2 separate regions of the Homo sapiens genome follow, and region 1 is linked to region 2. Evidence: chromatin contacts called from ENCODE Hi-C or POLR2A ChIA-PET data. All regions are on one chromosome and are shown on one strand. The core of a region is the stretch at or near the end of the contact, and the rest is flanking DNA. Distances in the headings are between cores, read along the strand shown.

Region 1 (7,104 bases), core at 3,055-5,554, 110 kb after region 2:
GGCTCTGTACCCCTTTACACTTACAACTGGGAGCAGGGAGGGGTTAGGATTCAGGAAGGGACAGAAAGACTCAGGCAGCTGAGAAGCATTTCTGTGTCTTGACCCCTCCCTGACATCCACCCCCTTAACACATTCCTGATTTCTCCACCTGCCCTGACTTCCCTACCTGTCCTCCTGGCCGCAGGCAGTCATAAACTGGAGGTGAAGGTCGGGGGAGACTCCATGCTAGCCCGGCTTCTTCGAAAAACCATTGGGGCCCTGAACACCTCCTCAGAGACAGTGATGGAATCAAACAACATGCGTGAGTGATGCTGAAAGTTTGGATCAGAGGAATCGAGGGCGGTGGGGCAAGGGTCAAAAGACTCCAAGGTAAAGAGTTAGGGGCCTGGGCCTTGGGTGTGGAGAGATGGGGGTTGGAGCGCTTGAGCTGGGGAAATCGGAGCAGGGAACACATCTGGGCAGGCTTGAAAAAGGGGAGCATGACCAGCTTCAGTCAGAGGAGTCTGGAGGCCAGGGTCTTGTGGCTAGGGGGCCCCAGCCCTCCAGAGCAGCACTGTCCAACAGGACATTCAGTCAAGATAGAAATCTGCAAGATCTGTGCCACATTGGGCCCAGCGGCTACAGTACTGACAGGGCAGTTCTGCAGTGAGGGGCAGGCAGGAGGAGAGCAGGGGAATCAGAGGACTGCACCTCCCACTGGGATGGGAAGTCCAACCCAGGGCTGCCCTGCCCCTTGGCTGGTCCTGACCAGACCCCTGGCCTGCCCCTCCCCTAGCCTGCCTGCCCCAGCCTGTGGGCCTGGATGCCAGGGCCTACTGGAGAGCTGCAGTACCGATTGGCCTGTTAGTGTGTCTCTGCCTGTTACAGGCTTTTGGCTACCGACTCCGGAGGGTCATCGCAGCCTTCTACTTCCCCAAGGTTTGCCCCTCCCCAGACCTCTCCACCCCTACACACCTGCACACACACACACACACCACCCAGCTCCCTACCAACTCCATATTTGGGGGATGCCTTTCTCTATCATTGACCCCCTTCCTGCCCCCAGCGAGAGAAGAAGCGGATCCTGTTCCTCTACAATGACCTATTGAAGAAAAGAGCAGCCTTCACCAAACTCAGGAGGGCCGCTATCCTGAGGCGGGAGCGACAGCAGAAGGCTCCGGTAAGTCCAGGCGTAAGTGCTGCTGCCAGCTCCTGGCTGGGTCTAAGTACAGCAGGCAAGGGGCAGCTCCCTTCAGTCCACCCAGCACCCACCAATGGTCGCAGGCCTACTCGAGCCTGGTAAGTTCTTTTTATTTTTTGAGATGGAATCTCACTGTGTCGCCCAGGCTGGAGTGCAGTGGCACGATCTCGGCTCACTGCAACCTCTGCCTCCCAGGTTCAAGCGATTATCCTATCTCAGCCCCCCACTCCACAAGTAGCCAGGATTACAGGCACACGCCATCACGCCCAGCTATTTTTTTGTATTTTTAGTAGAGACAGGGTTTCACCATGTTGGCCAGGCTGGTCTCAAACTCCTGACCTCAGGTGATCTGCCCACCTCAGCCTTCCAAAGTCCTAGGATTACAGGCGTGAGCCACCAAGCCCAGCCAAGCCCGGTGTAATCTGATGCAACACATGCTGAGGGCCCCAGCCATCCAGCTCCTAAGGTCAGGGCTGTGCCCGTTTCTGAATCCCAGGATTCAGCCCAGCCTAAGACACTCAGTGGACCATTAGGAAGCAGGCAGAAAAGGAGAATGAGATTTAATACAGTCTGCTCATAGAAAAGCAAGAGGGCCGCACAGAAACAGGAGGCCCAAGGCAAAACCAAAGTTTCTACCAGAGGGCTGCAGACCAGAAGCTCAGTGCAGTTCAAGGGACAGGAGGAGGCAGGTGGGCTGGGAGTCAGGAAGGCCTCATGCAGGGGCACATGGTAAGGCACATGGAATCTGAGGAAGCAGACTCCAGTCCATACTCCCTCATTAAGTTGTGTCACCTTGGCCAAGGTCTTCACTGAGCCTCAGTTTCTCCCTCTGAAGAATGGCAAGACTGGAGAGATCTGTAAGGCCTGCTCACTGGAGATCAGCCTAGAGTGGTGGTCAGGTGTGGGACTCCGGTGCCAGAGGGCCTAAGTGTGTATCCCGGCTCCTTCCCTCATTACTATGACAACGGTGTGACCTTGAGCACATGACTTAACTGCTGTGCCTGGGCTTTTGCCTTCCATAAAATGGGGTTAACTACTCCATCTGGTTGTTTTAAGGATTAAATGAGTTGTACTTACATGGTGCTGGCATGCAGCAAGTTCCATATGCATGCATGTTATCATTGGGTGACCCTGGGCAGTGATCACATCTCCAAGCATCAGTTTTCTCACCTGAAAAAAAGGAGATGATAATAACACTATCTGCCTTACATGACAATTGAATTGAATTTTTTTTTTTTTTTGAGACTAAGTCTCACTCTGTCGCCCAGGCTGGAGTGCAGTGGCGTGATCTTGGCTCACTGCAACCTCCACCTCCCCAGTTCAAGCGATTCTCGTGCCTCAGCTTCCCGAGTAGCTGGGATTACAGGCACACACTACCACGCCCGGCTAATTTAGAATTGAAATAATTTATGTACAGTATCTTAGTACAGGACCTGACATTATAAACAATGAGTGGCAGCCATTCTTATTTAATCAGTCCTAACAAAGTTCATAAAAGTGAGACTGTGTTTGCTTAGCTTTTTCCCTAGGGCCTGGATACCCCCAGCCCCCATGACACACAATAGGGGCCAAATGAATGTGTTGTGAAAAAATGAAAAACAAAAAACAAAAAAGAACATGCTGGGATTCCTTGACAGGGTCGTGAAGCAAACTGAATGTGAATGCACAGATGGAAATGTGCCAGACAGTCATTCCAAGCAGAATGTGCAAAGACTCAGTCCACAGGGAATGCGAAGTGCCAGGGCTAGTCTCAGGAGAAACTGGCTCAGAAGAGACAGCTCTCAGGGAGGGCTAAAGTAGGAAAGAGGCTAGAAAGGGACCAGGTGAGGGAAGGCTCTGAAGGCCAAGCCCAAGAGTTCTGCCTGTCTGGCAGGCAGCAGGGCCTCTGGAGTTTCTTGGGCAAAGAGTGGCTGCTTCCTGGGTAAGGTGGCCTGTGGAAAATCCCTGACAACTGTGTAGAGACATGTCGTGAGGGATGGCAGGGAGCATAGTGAACTAGGTTTGTGGTTTGGAATCAGGGCCCCTGGGGTCCAGCCAAGTTGGATTGTTTACTATCTGTGTGACTTTGAGAGTCACTTCACCTTTCTCAACTGTAAAGTGGGGATAGCAACAGTGATAGTCGATCTGGCCTGCTCACTTCTCAGCCTCACTGTGAGAACCAAATAAGATGATTTACAGGAAAGTGCAAATGAGAGTTGTGGCTGATATCCGCTTGGAGAGAGCCTGGAGGGTGCATCCTCCCATTCTCCATCACAGAGTTGGGGAGGGAGGCACCCTCGCCCTCCAGGGGTTTCCTTTGTCCAACCCAGCCTCCTCCAACACGCGGGAATTGTCAGGCCTGGCGACTTCAGACAGGAAACGCTGTCCAGTTCCCCTTCTTTCCCGCCTCGCTCCCGGGCTGGCGCTAACGCCCACCTCCCAACAGCGCCACCCGCTGGCGGATATCCTGCACCGCGGCTGCCCGCTCCTGCGCCGCTGGCTGTGCCGGCGCTGCGTGGTGTGCCAGGCACCCGAGACGCCCGAGTCCTACGTGTGCCGGACGCTGGACTGCGAGGCCGTGTACTGCTGGTCGTGCTGGGACGACATGCGGCAGCGGTGCCCGGTCTGCACGCCCCGCGAAGAGCTCTCTTCCTCCGCCTTTAGTGACAGCAACGACGACACTGCCTACGCGGGGTGAAGAGGCGTCCTGCTCGCTCTTCCGCACCGTCCTTCCCGGTTAATAAAATGCCCTGTACGCTTCACGTGGGTCGGGGACTGGGGTGAGCCGCGCACTGCCTCGCCTGCAGTCGGGAAAGCCTGCCCGCCCGACCTCTCCGAGCCAGGCCGCGCACAGGAGGCAGGGAGGCCGCGAAGCTACTAGGGAGGGGTCCGGACCTGGCGCCGGGTGAAGGCGCGCCGCCCAAGCCGGTCGGACCGGGCACCGGCTCCCACTCCGCACAGTTGCGGGGAAGCGGTAGCGCTGAGCAGCGCGGGCGTAGTGGGCGGTGTCCCCGCTCCCGAGGCACCCGGCGCGCAGCGGGGCGGGCTTTGCCGGGGGCGGAGCTTGGCTTGGGGCCGGGTGGGAGGGGGCGGGCCGGGGCGGGGCCTGGTGGCCGCGCGGCGCTGCTGGGTTCTCCGAGGCGACCTGGCCGCCGGCCGCTCCTCCGCGCGCTGTTCCGCACTTGCTGCCCTCGCCCGGCCCGGAGCGCCGCTGCCATGCGGCTGGCGCTGCTCTGGGCCCTGGGGCTCCTGGGCGCGGGCAGCCCTCTGCCTTCCTGGCCGCTCCCAAATATAGGTGAGTCCTCCGCCTGGAGTGGGTCGGGGGGCGGACTGGGAGGGAGGTGCAGGAAAGTCGGAAGGCATTAGGGTAATGGGGCCGGACGGAGACCCTGGGAGAGCCCAGCCAGAGCGCGGCCCGCCCTGGTCCGCTGTCCTGGGCCTAGGGCCCGGTGACTTGGCGATGGGGTGAAAAGAGAAGGAGGGGGGATGCCGGCGCCCCCTGCCTCCTGCCTGGTCATCCTCTGCGCGGTCCCTGCGGACACTTTCAGGCTCAGGTACCAGGTACCGAGGGGCCTGTCCAGCGCCACTTCAAGATCGTGATGAGAGGGTCGCTGCTCCCCAGGACTGGCATCTTCGCTGCTCTGGGGCCTAGCTAACCGTTCGACCCGGTGCCAGGGCGCTGAGCGGGCATGGCTTGTAGGGTTTAGTGAAGAGGATTCTCTCTAGCCTCTATTCCAGGCCTGGGGCCGCCAGGCACTCCTCACCCTGGTGCTGTTGCCACCAGTGCCTGGCCGAGCGGGAGGGGCCCGAGATGAGCCAGGAGAAGGGAGAATTGGCCAGGAAAGAGGCTGGGACACCAACTCCTCCTTGGAACTTTCACTTCCCGCTGCTGTCTTGGGCCGGGACCGAGAGGGCAGGCGCGGGTGGAGTGTCCGGAGGAGAGAGGGCCATTGTGTGTTGGGGGGGTGGGGGGTGCTCGAGGAGGAAGCAGAGGCTGTAGGCAGCGGGTGTGCCTGACTGGGCATGAGGGTGTTTAGGGAGGTGGGGGTGTTTGCACTGCTCACCCAGAAATGGGCGTTCCTGGCATCTCCGATGTGAGCGAAGGGGAGGGTGAGCGGGCACCCGGCCACAAGGCTTAGCTCAGTCTCGAGAGGGGGCGTTCCTGAAGTGGGGGGAGAGTGATTGGGAGGGAGTGGGAACCGGGGAGGGTCCTGTGAGAACCTGGGATTGGCCGGAAGGGGACAAGGAGGGCCACAGGCTGCGCAAGCCGAAAGTCTTTCTTGGGGACTTGTGAATGGGTTGGTGGGTGGAAAGCCATAAATTAGAGAGACACCCTCTCCTTCCAGTATTCTTCTTTAAGTCTCAGCATGCAATGTGGAAGCCCCTCAGGTACCTAAGGGTCTTGATGGGCTGGGAGCTGGTGGATCTGAGGGCACCTGTCACCCCCAGCCCTGCTGTCGATTCCCTCAGTACTGTCTTGGGGTGTCCTGGGACCTGCAGGTGGCACTGAGGAGCAGCAGGCAGAGTCAGAGAAGGCCCCGAGGGAGCCCTTGGAGCCCCAGGTCCTTCAGGACGATCTCCCAATTAGCCTCAAAAAGGTGCTTCAGGTGAGCTCTCACTCCCCTCTAATAAATAAACGAATCCACACACGCCCCGGTATAGCCAGGTGTCTCAAAGCCAAAGCTTGGCTGAGGAGCTGGTGGGTAGAGCTCACTGTAGTGGGTCTATCCCAGGCCCAGCTGCCTCTCCCACCACACCCCAGCACCTGGCTTCACTTATCTCCCTCTCCCTCTGCACACACGTGTATCTGTCTGCCTCAGCCCCACCCAACCCATCCATCTCCACTGGGGAAATTGTGAAGCCAAACTTGCTTTCTTCATCTCATGTTGTCGGTTTTCTCAGTGGGGGGATTTGGAAAGAGTCAGGACCTTACCAAACCCCCCCCCCCCCACCCCATTCTAAAGCTGAGTCAGAGGAAGGGCTGGGGCTTGTGCTGGGTCCTACACGGTGCTTCCTCTCTGGGCAGGAAGCCGAGAAGGGGTGGCTCAGATACCTTCCTTGACCTCCGCACACAACCCCCCAGAACAATGCTCCAGGCCAGGCAGGGTTTCCTGGCCCCTCCCCTGGGATCCCCCCACCAGTGATCTAATTGCTGGTGCTCTTCTGTGGGCCTGAGGTTTTCTGGTTAGAGAGGCTGGGAGTTGTGGACAGGTCTAGGGAGGTGACCTGCCCTCTGGTGCCCACAGACCAGTCTGCCTGAGCCCCTGAGGATCAAGTTGGAGCTGGACGGTGACAGTCATATCCTGGAGCTGCTACAGAATAGGTAATAGTGATGGTGGCAATAACAGTGACCACATGGCCAACAACTTGTATAGCATTTATTATGTGCCAGGTACTAAGTGCTTGTGCTCATTTAATCCTCATAACAGCCCTATAAGGGATATACTATCATGTATTATTGTCCTCACTTTATACATGAGGAAGTCAAGGCACAGAGAGATTAAATAACTTGCCCCAGGTCACACAGCTAGTATGTGGTGAAAACCAGATTGGAATTCAAATAAACTAACAGAGTCAGTGGCCCAACCAGTATACTTTGCTGCCCCGGGGTCAGGAGTGGAAAAGTTGGCTGCGGGGGTTGCCTGGTCCCCAGCCCCACAACCACCTTCAAGCCTCTGCTTGTCAATGCACGACCTGGGAAGTGGCTTTAGCACTGCCTTCTTTTTCTTCACTCCACAGGGAGTTGGTCCCAGGCCGCCCAACCCTGGTGTGGTACCAGCCCGATGGCACTCGGGTGGTCAGTGAGGGACACACTTTGGTGAGTCAGGCCCTCTTGTGCCATTTTTGGCTTAGGGGAAAGAGGGAGGGGGTGGCTGGAAGGTGAGAGGACACTGCATATTTTTACCGTCAAGCTAGGCTCCTCAGTTCCAGTCCTGGTGTGCTCT
Region 2 (7,188 bases), core at 2,770-5,269:
CGCACAATATTCTAGCTGGATTAGGTTATTGCCCAGACCCTAAACTAATTCTCTCATAGCCAGAGGTATCTGTCTCCACTGACTTGGTCACCATAACATATATCATTTATTAATTCACTGGTTGGGCATGGTGGCTCACACCTGTAATCCCAATACTTTGGGAGGCCAAGGCAGGAGGAGTGCTTGAGGCCAGGAGTTCAAGACCAGCCTGGGCAACACAATAAGACCCAGAGATACCATCTCCACCAAAAAATTTAAAAATTAGCTGAGCATGGCAGCATGTGCCTGTACTCCCAGCTACTCCAGAGGCTGAGGTGGGAGCATTCCTGAGCCCAGGAGTTCCAGGCTACAGTGAGCCATGATTGTACCACTGTATGCCAGCCTGGGAGACAGAGTGAGACCCTGTCTCATAAAAATGAAATAAGAAAAGCAAATTTAAAAAACTGAAACAAAAGCCAGGTGTGGTGGCTCACGCCTGTAATCCCAGTACTTTGGAAGGCTGAGGCAGCAGATCACCTGAGGTCAGGAGTTTGAGACCAGCCTGACCAACACGGTGAAACCCTGTCTCTACTAAAAGCATAAAATTAGCCGGACATGATGGCGCATGCCTGTAATCCCAGCTACTCGGGAGGCTGAGGCAGGAGAATCACCTGAACCCAGGAGGTGGAAGTTGCAGTGAGCCGAGATCGCCCCATTGCACTCCAGCCTGGGCAACAAGAGTGAAAATCCATCTCAAAAATGAAAATAAAAATAAAAATAACTCATTCGTTATTTAATTTACTTAACCAACCTTTTTTTTTTTTTTTTTTTTTGAGACGGAGTCTTGCTCCACCACCCAGGCTGGAGTGCAATGGCGCGATCTCGGCTCACTGCAATCTCCGCCTCCCAGGTTTGAGCGATTCTCCTGCCTCGGCCTCCCAAGTAGCTGGGATTACAGGCGCCCGCCACTACACCCGGCTAATTTTTGTATTTTTAGTACAGACGGGGTTTTGCCATGTTGGCCAGGCTGGTCTCAAACTCCTGATCTCGTGATCCGCCCGCCTCAGCCTCGCAAAGTGCTGGGATTACAGACGTGAGCCACCGCACACGGCCCTTCTTTTTTTCTCTTTTTTGAGACAGAGTCTCACTCTGTCGTCCAGGCTGGAGTACAGTGGCACCATCTCGTCTCACCACAACCTCTGCCTCCTGGCTTAACCAACCATTTATTGGGTACCATATTTGGATCTAGGTGATACAAATGTGAATGATACATGCTTCCTGTCCTAGCCTTGAGATGCTCACAATACACTTAACGCACAGGAAGATAAGTGCTGTTTTTGAGACTGAGTCTCACTCTGTAGCCCAGGCTGGAATGCAGTGGTGCAATCTCAGGTCACTGCAACCTGCACCTCCTGGGTTTAAGCTATTCTCCTGCCTCAGCCTCCCAAGTAACTGGGACTACAGGCCGGCGCCACCACGTCCCACTAATTTTTGTATTTTTAGTAGAGAAGGGTTTTACCATGTTGGTCAGGCTGGTCTCGAACTCCTGAGCTCAAGTGATCCACCCTTCTCGGCCTCTCAAAGTGCTAGGATTACAGGCGTGAGCCACTGCGCCCAACGATAAGTGTTCTTTGTTTTGTTTTGGTTTGGTTTTTTAAGAGTCAGGGTCTTGCTGTCACCCAGGCTAGAGTGCAGTGGTATGATCACAGCTCACTACAATCTTGAACTCCTGGGCTCAGGCAATCCTCGCACCTCAGCCTCCTGAGTATCTGGGATTACTGGCATGCACCACCATACCCAGCTAATTTTTTTTATCTTTTGTAGAGAGGGGGTCTCACTATGTTGCCCTGGCTGTAAGTGTTCTTATTTTCATGTTTCAGATGAGGAAGCTGAGGTTGTGAAAGGAGGATTGACTCCCCCAAAGCAACACTGCAAGTAGTGAAGCCAAGATTGGTAAAATAAATATAGCCAACATTTAGTTCCTGCACCTCTGCTAGGTGCCAATAATTATTCTAAGCCCTTCACACACATTATCTCATTTAATCCCCACAACCACCCTATTATCATCCCCATTTTACAGATGACAAAACTGAGACGCAGGCCAGGTGCGGTGGTGGTTCACGTCTGTAATCCCAGCACTCTGGGAGGCCGAGGCAGGCAGATCACCTGAGGTCAGGAGTTCCAGACCAGCCTGGCCAACATGGTGAAACCTGTCTCTACTAAAAATACAAAAGTTAGCTGGGCATGGTGGCACACACCTGTAATCCCAGCTACTCGGGAGGCTGAGACAGGAAAATCGCTTGAACCCAGGAGACAGAGGTTGCGGTGAGCCGCAACCTGGGTGCGCTCCAGCCTGGGTGACAGAGCAAGACTCCGTCTCAAAAAAAAAAAAAAAAAAAAAAAAAAAACATGAGGCACAGAGTGAATGACAGATGTGTACAAGATCACACACTAATCAACAGTGAGCCAGGGTTTGCATCCCAGCAGTCTAATTCCAGAGCCTGTGCTTCGGACCACTATTTGACGTCAGGGTTTGGAGGTGAGGAGAAATGCAACTTAGGAAAAGGTGGTGAGATACTTAGTGATGAAAAATTCAGGTGGTGACCTCTGCTCTGGGCTCTCCCACACCTTCATAGAACCCCCGTGGTACCCAAAAGCAGCTTCCTGGTACCCCCACCACACTGGCCTTCAAGAGGAGAGGAGCCCCACTTTCTCCCCAACCTCTGCTCTCCTAGCCCAGGTCTCAGCAAAATGCTCCTGCACAGAAGATCTTGCTTTGACAGAAAACACTGTGCAAAAGGTATTATTATTTGGGGAGGCAGCCAGATAAAACAGAAAGAAACCAGTCCTTGGCGCAAGATAAAGTTGAATTTGTTTGGGTTTTTTTTCTTTTTGTTTCAATTATATATTAATTGCTGAGATGCCCATCATGAACCACAAAGCTGAATTTGAATCCTGGATTTGCCACTTACTTTGTGACCAGCAAGGGTTTTTTGTTGTTAACTTCGTATGTTATTTTATTTTATTTTACTTCGAGACAGGGTCTCAGGCTCTGCTGCAAGGACTGGAGGACAGTAGCATGATTACAATTCACTGTAGCCCCCAGGTTCAAGCGATCCTCCCACCTCAGCCTCCTGAGTAGCTTGGACTAGAGGTGCTCGCCATCGCACTAGGCTAACTTTTCCATTTTTTTGTAGAGACTAGGGTCTTACTGTGTTGCCCAGGCTGGTCTCCACTACTGGGCTCTCAAGCCATCCTCGCACCTCTGTCTCCCAAAGTGCTGGGGTGACAGACATGACCACCACACCCGGCCTGTTTAACTTTTTAAGAGCCTCAGTTTCTTCACCTGTGAAATGGAGATGCTAATAATGGCACACAGTACCTAACAAAGAGGTGAAGAGGGTTTTTTGTTTTGTTTTTTTAAGACAGGGTCTCGCTCTGTCGCCCAGGCTGGAGTGCAGTGGCCAATCTCGCCTCACTGCAACCTCCGCCTCCCGGGCTCAAGCGATTCTTCTACCTCAGGCTCCTGAATAGCTGGGACCACAGGCACGCGTCACCACGCCCAGCTACTTTTTGGATTTTTCGTAGAGGCGGGGTCTCGCCATGTTGCCCAGGCTGGTATCCAACGCCTGGTATATAGAAAGTGCCTTCGTAGGAACCATTATTAATGCTTCTCAGAGAGACCTGCAGCTGAAGGTCTTTGGAGAGGTGGTCACCTGCTTCTTTGAGGCTCGCCTGTGTAGACTACTGTTTTATGTAATGGTGGCATTCCACCTTCCCCAGCCCAGTGCTCCTCCTGCCTTGCAAACGGACGACCCGTACTCCAAAGCTCACTCCGTGACACCCAAAAGCACTCCTCGTGTCACGTGATGCGGAGAGCTCCCCCTTCCACCTTTCCCGCCTCACGGACACCTGCTCTGCAGCGCCTCGGTCACGAAGTCCTTCCCGGATTTCCTCTTGCCGCTGAACAGCAGTACCAGCCGCGGGGCGCCTCCCAGCGGGGCCATGGGGCCGCCACGCCTCGCGATGCCTGAAGCTGACACTTCTCCCTACCCCTAAAATCGGGACACCGCGCGGAATGGACGCGGCCACTAAGCGGAGCGGCAACAAGGAACAATCGCGCCCCTCCTCGCCGTAGCTGCGAACAGGGCTGACCGCCCGCGACCGTGCCCTCAGCTCATGTCCAAACAGATATGGGGAGAAAAGGGTGAGACACGCGGAGAGAAAGGCGGTTCCTTCACAGAGCAGCCTCCCCTCGTGAAGCTCCCCCACCCGAACTCACTTAGAACAGTCCAGCCCCGCCCAGAACCTTCGCTCACAGCCTGGCCTGCTTAACTGACACCCGGGGAGGAACCGGACGCGACTACCTTCCTCCGAGGGGGGTGACGTCTGAAATTTCCTGAGGTGAACCCCATGTTCCCTTCCGCGCAGCCCTAAAACTTTAGGAAAAAAAATCTCTGGAGTGAGATCACGTTGGAGACGTTTTGGAAACTGCCCTTTTGCCTGTGCGTTATAGTACATGTGCCACAGCAAATCTGCGCGCGCCCCAGAGTGGGAATGGGTCTTCCTGGGGGCGTAAGGCAGCCCTGACGCGAGCGGCGTGTCTGGCCACGTCATGTCGGGGGAGGAGCAGAATCGCGCACACGATATTTCATTGTCAAGCAGATTTTATAACCCGAGACGTCACTAAGATGTGGCCCTTTAAGCCCGGCGAGAAACCTTTGATTGCTTTTCTAGCCGCAGCCTCCGGCCCAAAGGTTTTCGGAAGCAAACGGCGTGGGTGACATCAATAGTAAGGGAGCGTTGAATCCCTAGATGAGATTGCCTGGTTTCATCCGAAGTCTGGCTCCCAGCCAGAAGTTTGAGAGGCAGGATAAGAATAATCTGTCCTTTCCCTGCATCCCCGGTTCTGCCTCTTCCCGCAGTAGGTGACGGGTTGCCCCAGCTGAGTACGTCGAGTTGTTTTTGGCTATGACTTGCCGTCCTGCATTTTTCTGAGCATGTCAGAACAGAGCCTGCAACTCATTACTGCCTCCACTAGAGAAAAAGTGTAGTGTGGAGACTTAGGGAGAAACCATTAATTTCCTGAATGTTGAAAAGAGGCACAGGAGAGTGGTCAGATGCAAAAAGAACAGACTTAAGGAGGTGGTTTTTTGTTTTTTGGGGTTTTTTTTGTTTTTTTTCAGCAACCCAGAAAACACTGCACTCATCAACGCCCTAGAAGGCAGCACAGAGTGGATTTTCAGTCCCAGCTTGGACACTTAGCAAGTCACTCTGAGTTTACCACTGATAAGGCCCACTTCCCAGGGTTATAATAAGAAAGGAATGAAGAAAATATATGACAAGGTACAATAAAATACTTTGTAAGTTCTCAAGTATCATCCAGATGTAAGGGGTTGTTATTTATTCTTAGCACTTCGTCATTCAACACAGAATCAGATTTTCCAGCTCATCTTCAATAAACATGTATTTGGGCCTCCACGGAAAGTCCACATCTCCTGTTTTACCTGAGTCACATGGAAGGAGTCAGAACTTACTCCCGGAGTCTCTTTCCTCACCTGACCCAATGCACGCCCCTTACCTCCCTCTCTGACTCTGAGATCCAGCTCCCTGAATACCTAGTGAGCGATCAGAAAACTTCCCCCAGGCTCACGCCTGTAATCTCCGCACTTTGGGAGGCCAAGGCGGATCACCTGAGGGCAGGAGTTCGAGACCAGCCTGGCCAGCATGGTGAAACCCCATCTCTACTAAAAATACAAAAATTAGCTGGATAGCTGGACGTGGTGGCGGGCACCTGCAATCCAGCTACTCAGGAGGCTGAGGCATGAGAACACTTGAACCTGGGAGGCAGAGGTTGCAGTGAGCCAAGATTGTACCACTGCGCTCCAGCCTGGACAACAGAAAAAGACTCCGTCTCAAAAAATAAAAAAAAACTTCCCCCATACTAGGCTTCCTAGTATGCCTCAACTGAACTCCACTGTCCCTTACTGGTGTCTCAAGTGGAGGCTTTAGTCTCCCAGCCCTCATCCCTCAGCATCCGCTTTGAGTCTATGGCCTCCCTTCCTCCCCATTTTAATTTCCACACCATTACTCATCCTGCCTCTTGGAAAACTATGGTTCCTCTAAGGCTCATGCCACCTGCCTGCGCTACCCTCCTGCTTTCCTCAGTACTGGCAGCCCAGCAATCCTGGTGGTTCATTTTCATTTTCTTTTGTTTCTTTATGCAGACGGGGTCTTGCTATGTTGGCCAGGCTAGTCTGGAATTCCTGGGCTCAAGCAGTCCTCTCTGGCCTCAGCCTCCAAAAGTGCCGGGATTACCAGTGTAAGCCACTGCACCCAGCCTCATTCTCATTTTCTGAGACTCAGCCACTGGCTCCCAGTCTCCTTTTCTACAGAGTTGCTGTCATCATCCTCGGTGACATCACGGTCATGGCCAGCCCATCCAACACCCCGCTGCTCAATCCCTTGGCCCTGGCTGTTCAAAGCCTTTTCCCCCCTCTCCTCCTCAGAGGCCAGCTCCTATGGACACACCCTGGGCTTTGTCATCACCAGAAGCTGCTCAACCTGCAAACTCACATGCTCATCCACCCAACCCTCCAAGGTCACTTGCTCAAATACTCCCCAAAGTAGCACTTCCCTCCCAAGTCCACTAGCTGGTGGAACTGGTTACATTATATAACATGCTCTGCCTGCCTTCCACAACCCAGGGGAAAAAAGTTAAATGTGGCCCGGTGCAGTGGCTCATGCCTGTAATCCCAGCACTTTGGAAGGCCGAGGCGGGCAGATCACGAGGTCAGGAGATCGAGACCATCCTGGGTAACACGGTGAAACCCCATTTCTACTAAAAATACAAAAAAAAAAAAACAAAACAGCCAAGCGTGGTGGCAGGCACCTGTAGTCCCAGCTACACTCGGGAGGCTGAGGCAGGAGAATGGCGTGAACCCAGGAGGTGGAGCTTGCAGTGAGCGGAGATCAGAGATCACGCCACTGCACTCCAGCCTGAACAACAGAGCGAGACTCCATCTCAAAAAAAAAAAAAAAAAAGAAAGAAAAGTTAATGATCCACCTAGATGACAGCCATGGCTTGTTTCTTTTCTTTTTTTGAGACAGGGTCTCACTCTGTGCCCAGGCTGGAAGTGCAGTGGCGGATCATAAGCTCACTGCAGCCTTGATGTCCTGGGCTCAAGCAATCCTTCCACCTTCAGCCTG

What was found. A loop is a pair of places that touch in the nucleus more often than their neighbours do. ChIA-PET counts read pairs that join two places held with the same protein, here RNA polymerase II (POLR2A). Pooled maps may share reads with other maps.
Region 1: a loop to region 2 is called in a map of CD8-positive, alpha-beta T cell, with 7 times the contacts of the local background. The contact joins the promoter of ADAM15-EFNA4 here to the promoter of PMVK in region 2. A Hi-C loop is called at or near these places in 12 of 168 maps with a recorded cell type or tissue (B cell, CD4-positive, alpha-beta memory T cell, CD8-positive, alpha-beta T cell and 7 more), 26 of 37 single-sample maps with no recorded cell type and 24 of 50 pooled maps. POLR2A ChIA-PET finds 5 or more read pairs at or near these places in 20 of 52 experiments (A673, AG04450, B cell and 15 more).

The regions. Positions count from the first base shown.
Region 1 is chr1:155,047,012-155,054,115 of GRCh38, forward strand. ADAM15-EFNA4 (ADAM15-EFNA4 readthrough) reads left to right here and starts at 4,305. Exons shown (of 26, transcript NR_176418.1): 1 at 4,305-4,454; 2 at 5,660-5,766; 3 at 6,406-6,482; 4 at 6,899-6,977. DCST1 (DC-STAMP domain containing 1) reads left to right here. Exons shown (of 17, transcript NM_152494.4): 14 at 185-301; 15 at 776-918; 16 at 1,046-1,159; 17 at 3,606-3,919. The coding sequence ends at 3,857. It overlaps ADAM15 (ADAM metallopeptidase domain 15), which reads left to right and starts at 4,305. Exons shown (of 23, transcript NM_207197.3): 1 at 4,305-4,454; 2 at 5,660-5,766; 3 at 6,406-6,482; 4 at 6,899-6,977. The coding sequence starts at 4,376. DCST1-AS1 (DCST1 antisense RNA 1) reads right to left here. Exons shown (of 4, transcript NR_040773.1): 2 at 2,258-2,350. RefSeq lists an enhancer at 3,480-3,539 and a silencer at 4,010-4,469.
Region 2 is chr1:154,932,700-154,939,887 of GRCh38, forward strand. It overlaps PMVK (phosphomevalonate kinase), which reads right to left and starts at 4,020. Exons shown (of 5, transcript NM_006556.4): 1 at 3,892-4,020. The coding sequence starts at 3,986. RefSeq lists a silencer at 3,470-3,569 and enhancers at 3,526-4,468, 4,290-4,489, 4,469-5,410.